Regions from separate parts of the Homo sapiens genome. Here region 2 is linked to region 1. Evidence: chromatin contacts called from ENCODE Hi-C or POLR2A ChIA-PET data. All regions are on one chromosome and are shown on one strand. Each heading gives the region's core, a stretch centred on a gene start or an enhancer-like site at or near the end of the contact. The rest is flanking DNA. Distances are from core to core; before and after follow the strand shown. Region 1 holds the start of CNTFR (ciliary neurotrophic factor receptor). Region 2 holds the start of IL11RA (interleukin 11 receptor subunit alpha).

Region 1 (3,135 bases), core at 288-2,787:
CGGCTGTGCGCTGACCCTCAGCGGGGCGCAGCTAGTTTGCTGTGTGTCCTGAAGTCCTAGCTGGCCGTCTCTGAGCTCCAGCCCATGCCGACCCCTGCCAGTTGTAGGAAGGGGATTCTGTGGCCACGGAAGTGAAAGTGAAAAGCCCAGGCCGTGGCGGGAAGAAGGATTTTCCTCTGCAGTGGGAGTCCCTGAGGCATTTGTTGGGAAAGGGCCCGGGCGCTCTAGGCAGCCTACTGGGGAAGGATGTGAGGAAACATGGAGACATTTCCCTCCCTTCTCCTCGCCCTCAGCCCTAGAGCAGCTCCCCGGAGGGGCAGGGCCCAGGATTATGGGTCAAGGGTCAGGTGACAAATCCAAGGGGTGGAGACGGGGGTGGCTTTCTCGGTCTCTGCCTCTGCCATTGCCACTCCATTGCGCTTTCACGTGGCCTCAGAAGTTGGTCAGGTTGTCCAACCTTACTCTCCTATGTTGCAGCCAGACCGGAGGCCCAGGGACGAGTGCAGTGAACACCCCGGCCCCTCAGAGGCCCAGGCTGCGAAGGGAGTGAGCCTCCTATCGAGGGGTGCGCCTGTGCCCGGCATTGAGAGTGCACCCTCCCTACCCCTTCATTCCAGTGGAGGCTTCTCCCCCGGCTGTGTGTCCTCGGGGCGCGAGGAACATGCGAGTAGTGGTGTTGGTGTCATCGGAGACACTGGAGGCATGGGCCTGGGCTCCCGGCAGGGTCCATCCCCGGTCAAGGAAGCCCCTTTCCCCCGCGCGAGGGGGTGACCGGGAGGGGAGTCGTTGCGGGGGGCAGTAGCAATAGGGGAGAGGCGGAGCCGGCTGGCTTCTTCTGCCCAAAGTGGGGGTTGGGGGTTCTGGCTCGCGTTCCTCTCACGGCGACGCCGGAGGGAGGACCCCGAGAGTTGGCCCGGGGTGTGCCAGGGAGTCGGTGCGAGGCCGTCAGGGCCTGAACGTGCGGGAGTGTGCGCAGGAGAGACCTGGCTAAGGCCGAGAGGGAGAGTGAGTGTGAAGGAGCGATCCCGGGGGTGAGTGCGCGCCCAGCCGCCCTAGGGGAGCGGGCCGAGTGGGTGTGTGTGTGTGTGTGTGTGCGCGCGCGCGTTTGCGAGACCCGCGGCCGGGGCTGCGCGTGAAGCACGGGGACCACAGCCGTCTTGAGGGCGCGCCCGAGAAAGGGTGAACGCGAGGGGGCCACGCGTGCCAGTGCGGACGAGTGTGCCAGCGGGGGGGCAGAGCGCGTGCCAGTGCTGGGCGAGTGGGAGTGGGGGCTCACAGGCCCGCGCAGGGCGAGCGGACCGCGTGTGCCAGGAGCGAGAGCGTGCCAAGGCGGGGGCGCGCGGGGCCCGTGGCGGGGAGGGGTCGTGGCGCGCGGCCGCGGAGGCGCGGGGAGACAAGGCAAGAGGGGGAGGGGAGCGAGGGCGCGCGCGGCCGAGCGGGCGCCCGCGGTCACATGGGCGAGAGAAGGAGGGAGGGAGCGCGCGAGGGAGGGAGGAGGATGGGGGGGTTAAAGCCGCCGAGCGCTGAAGAGCCGGTGCAGAGCGGGCGGCGGCGGCGGCGGCAGCGGAGGCGGCGGCTCCAGCCGGCGCGGCGCGAGGCTCGGCGGTGGGATCCGGCGGGCGGTGCTAGCTCCGCGCTCCCTGCCTCGCTCGCTGCCGGGGGCGGTCGGAAGGCGCGGCGCGAAGCCCGGGTGGCCCGAGGGCGCGGTGAGTACCCTGCGGCGGAGTGCGCGCGGCCGGACCCTCAGAGCCCGGGCTGACCAGCAGACCGGCGGCCCTCATGCGTGCGGGAAGAGTGAGGGGACACCCGTGGGCCCACGGACGGGGGCGACAGGAAAGTTCACGAGAAACTTTGCCTGCAAACTCGGGGGCGGGGGCGCTGGAGGAGCGGCCCCCCACGTCCGGGCGCTCCGGGGGTTGGGCGTGGTGGTGGTGGTGGGGCCGACTGTGGACTAGAGGGAGGTGGCTCCGGCGGTTTGTCCTAGTGTCCCTGTTCTCCCCACCCCTCAGCTGCACGCGCGGGGTCTGGAAAAATTCCTGGGTTTGGGGAGGTTCGTAGTGGCCTTTGCGCGCCCAAAGGTGGCTTCTTTCTCGGGCAGAAATCTGGACTTCAAAGCGCCCGGGGATGCGAACCGACGGTTGCGCGTCTGCCAGTGCATGTGTGTCCGTGTGAATCCGCGCGCCCGCGCGCGCGTGTGTGTGTGCATGTGTGTGTCGGTCGGCGTCCCCATGGTTTTCTCTTCAGTCCGCCTGGATGTATCTCCATGTAGTGGGTCTCCTCCAGTGTGTCTCTTTGTAAGTCTTCCTGGCTTGTGCGAGTCTGCCTATGGTGTATCCCCAAGTGTCTCTTTGTGAGTCTGCTCGTGTGTGTCTCCTCCAGTGCGGCTCAGTGTGAGCCAGTCTGGGTGTCCCTGTGTTGCTCCGAGTAGTGTATCTCCGCGTGCGTGGGGGCTGGGCCGTGGGGAGGTCACCAGACGGACAGCTCTCCCTCTCGGCTCCTCTCCTCTCCCGAGCCTCTCCTCCAGCGTTAGCTCGCTCGCTTGCTCGCTCCCTTGTCCCCCTCCCCCCTCCAGTAGCTTCAGGCGGGCAGGACTATTTCACGCCTTGTTGAAAATTCAGGATTTTCTTTCTTTCCGTCTAGTCTCTCTTTTTGAGAAGCGTCTGTGTGTGTCTGTGTGCCTGGCAGCTTGTCTGCAACATTGGGTGTGTGTCTGCATGCCGCTGTAGGAGTGTGTCTCTAACACTAGTTGTTCTGCCTGTAATACTTGGTGAATTTGTGTCTGTGTCACTGGGAGTGTTTGTGTGGCTGTGGTCACTGAGGTGGTGCGAGTGTGAAATGCTGGGTGTGTCTGTGCATCTGTAATTGCTGTGTGTCCGAGGGGCCTGAAACACCAGGTGTATTTTTGTGTATCTAACTCTGGGTGTGATGGTGTGTCATTACACGTGTGGGAATGGGGCTTGAACCATTGCAGATTCCCAGGGATGTAGGGCTAGCAATGACTTGGGGGCTAGAAGGGCCTAGGTGTCTCAAACTATGCCTCTCTGTCTCCACTGTCACAACCCACACAAATCCTCTCAGCTGGTGCCAGGGGCTCCTGGTCAGCATTGGTGAGATAGAGCTAAGGTTCACACTGTC
Region 2 (3,063 bases), core at 236-2,735, 62 kb before region 1:
CTGTGTTTTCACACAGCCAGACACAGTCACATTCACACACAGACTCAAGAGGCACAGTTAACAAAAGGGCATGCCTTTGAACACACGTGGACACAATCAAATGAAAAATCAGATACAAACTCCCCCTCTTTTCACTCCTCACCAAATGTTTCCTTAGGGTACAGCTGGCTGTGCTTCCAGGGGAAGGGAGGCCCCAGGTTGGGGGATATAAGGAGAGGCCAAAGAGTCCAGTTCCCCCTCCCCTGGAAGTTCCAGCCATTTCTCACCTCCCCCTCCATTCTTTGGGCCCCAGCACCAGGAAATGCCTTTGGTCCCTTGGTGCCAGATACACAAGACCCACAGTTACCCTCAGACTCATACACTCTCACATGCGGTCACTCACAGTCACACGGGCACAGCCACACCGCCTCAGACTCAGACACACTTACACATATTCATACACTCACGCAGTCACACACGCACACAGCCCCTACCAGGGCTCACAGCACCGCCTAAAAGCAACTCTTCATCATGGTCTAAGCCCCCTCTCTCAGGGAGCTCTTAGCCGGGGCAGACCCGCATCTCATCACTGTTACAGGCCCCCAACTAGCCAGAGATCAAGATCAGCAGGGAAGGCAGGCATAGGGGCACAGAGAGAGACAGAGAGAAAGGAAAGGCAAAACTGGAAATGCACCCACACAGAGAGACCAGGGGAACAAAGCTGTGAAGAAACACACAGAGGTATCTCTAGTAAGACAGCAATAGGGACAGAAAACGGCACGTAAGGGAAACTGAGCCAAGCAGGGAAACAGAAAATAAGGAGCAGTAGACCTGATGCTGGGGATTCTTGAGCAGAGGAAGGAGGGGAAGCCACGTGTGTTGTGGGTGTGTCTGTCAATGCTGGACACTTAAGAGAAAGGTCAGTCCCATGGGCTCTTGAGGTAGGTCCCCCAATACATGAATACAGCTGTACTCCCACACGGTTTAAGTTAGGACCCAGGACACACACATAGTCACAAACCTCACTTTTGCTCTGCTACTGCTGAAGTCACACATTGGCACACACAAAGCCAGCCACCCACTCTCACGCTGGCAGACATGGTCTCAAACCCCACAGAGACCTTCCCAAAACACATTCCCTCATGTGGTCACAGTCCCTCTCACACAAACACACAACCCAGTCCCACCAAAAATGTGCATTGACAGATACACACATAATCCCACACTTGCACAGCCACATGCACCTCCAGCTCCATGCACACTGACACACGCAGTCACATTAGCTGACAGCTGCACCAAGTGACACTCAGAATCGCACACAATGATACTGTCACACAGACACAGCCTCACAGGCACATACACACTGACAGTCGTTAGTCACTCCCGGCCTTTCAGATCATACATCACCCTGCCCCGCCCACTCCTGACAAGACTTTGGCGTCTACACCAGGCCTCACCTTCCGCGGCCGCTGCCGCCAGCGCCCTCTGCCCTCGCCCTCGCCCTCTGCCCCGGCCTCTACTCCCTCCCGCCCTGGGCCCCCGCAGCGGGGGTGGCTCCGCCCAGGCGCCAATGGAAGGAGAGGAGTGAAATAGGGGGGCTCCTGGCCCATTGGAGACTCCAACTGCCAATCACCTCCACCCCCACCTCCGCCGGACACTTCCTGTCCCGTCCCGGACTGAAGAGGCTGCTTGGGACAGAGTCTGGAGCTGGATTCCTGGGTCTCCGCCTGAAGGCCTATCCACCCTGGAACAGCAGGACTGGAAACAAGAGCCACTGGCCAGGTGATTGGAGAAGCTGAAGGTGCCCCTGACTCCAGATAAGATAAAGAAGAAGGAGGGCTGTGTAGGGCAGTGGTTCTCAAACTTTGCTGGATATTGTGGTTTGAAAACTGCAAAACCCCACCCCATACCAATTAAATCAGAGTCTCTGGAGGTTGGACCTAGGCACCAGTATTGTTTAAAACTTCCCAGATGATTCCAAAATGCAGCCAAATCAGAGGTGTAAGGTGTGTCGGGTATATGTATGCCTCAAGAAACCAGCCACCCACTCAGGGTTCTCATCTACTCCCCAGTCATGGGAAGCTCGAGGGAAATGTGTGCATACTATGTCTATCAGATCTTCCAGACCAGGGCAACACTCCCAAGTTCCAGGTACTTCCCCTCCAGGATCTCAGGGAAGAAAAACCCTGGTCTGGAAGGCAGGCAGCCAAGTTTCTCCTGGGCCAGATTCAGTCACTGTCCAGCCTTAGTGTGATTTCCCCACCCACAGGCTTGGTTCCCCTGGGGAAAGAACGAAGGCAAAAACCATTCTGGCCATCCCTGCATCATTCACAATGCCTGCCTTCGCCTTAAAATTTGGAGGACACCAGTGGCATCAGGTCTCCTGTGTTGCATAGACTGTTGTTCCCACAGCGTTGCCAGGGAAACAGGTCCAGAGGGGACTGAATAGACCCCAGGTCACTCTGAGAGCCATACCTTCCTTCCAGGCCCTAGGGTTCCTAACTCTAGCAGTCCCTTCTCTGTCAGAGCTGTTTCTGTTTGTGCAATGATTGGGGCACAAGGGCAGCAGAAGTATATGGTGCCCGCACATGTGAGAGTCTGGAGGAGCCAAGGACACAAAGCCACGTACACGCTCCCTACACACTCCCTACCCGCCCCTTTAGCCCCTGTGGGCTGGAGCAGAGCCAAGCTGCAGCCACTCACAAAGCCAGGGTTCTGGCCAGCAGCCCAGGATCTGGCCACTGACCACTGGGATCAGGATCCAGCTCACCCGCTCCCCATCAAACCCTCAGGCCCAGGCTTGGAGCTGACACCCTAGGGGTGGTGGCAAAGGGGGCTCTGGCCTTCCCAAAGCCTCAGCCACAACCAAGACACAAGATTTTAAAACAGTTTCCTAAACTGGGAATGCTGTCATTACACCAAGAGTAAGAGAATCTATAGGCTAGATATAATACTGAATATTAATTTTGTTCAGAAATTTGGGGTAGATTTTTGCATCAAGATTTTACACATCTGTAGACAAAGAAAAGTTGTAGCTGGAGCTATGCCTTTAGCTTTTAACCCTAGATCTCTGAAGGTTCACAC

What was found. A loop is a pair of places that touch in the nucleus more often than their neighbours do. ChIA-PET counts read pairs that join two places held with the same protein, here RNA polymerase II (POLR2A). Pooled maps may share reads with other maps.
Region 2: a map of esophagus muscularis mucosa shows a loop between it and region 1 (2.7-fold over the local background). The contact joins the promoter of IL11RA here to the promoter of CNTFR in region 1. A Hi-C loop is called at or near these places in 2 of 168 maps with a recorded cell type or tissue (GM12878 and esophagus muscularis mucosa) and 1 of 50 pooled maps. POLR2A ChIA-PET finds 5 or more read pairs at or near these places in 4 of 52 experiments (A549, HepG2, OCI-LY7 and 1 more).

Annotation. Positions count from the first base shown.
Region 1 is chr9:34,588,126-34,591,260 of GRCh38, reverse strand. CNTFR (ciliary neurotrophic factor receptor) reads left to right here and starts at 1,537. Exons shown (of 10, transcript NM_147164.3): 1 at 1,537-1,706.
Region 2 is chr9:34,650,607-34,653,669 of GRCh38, reverse strand. IL11RA (interleukin 11 receptor subunit alpha) reads right to left here and starts at 1,485. Exons shown (of 13, transcript NM_001142784.3): 1 at 1,437-1,485. It overlaps GALT (galactose-1-phosphate uridylyltransferase), which reads right to left. Exons shown (of 11, transcript NM_000155.4): 11 at 2,635-3,063. RefSeq lists a silencer at 1,430-1,529.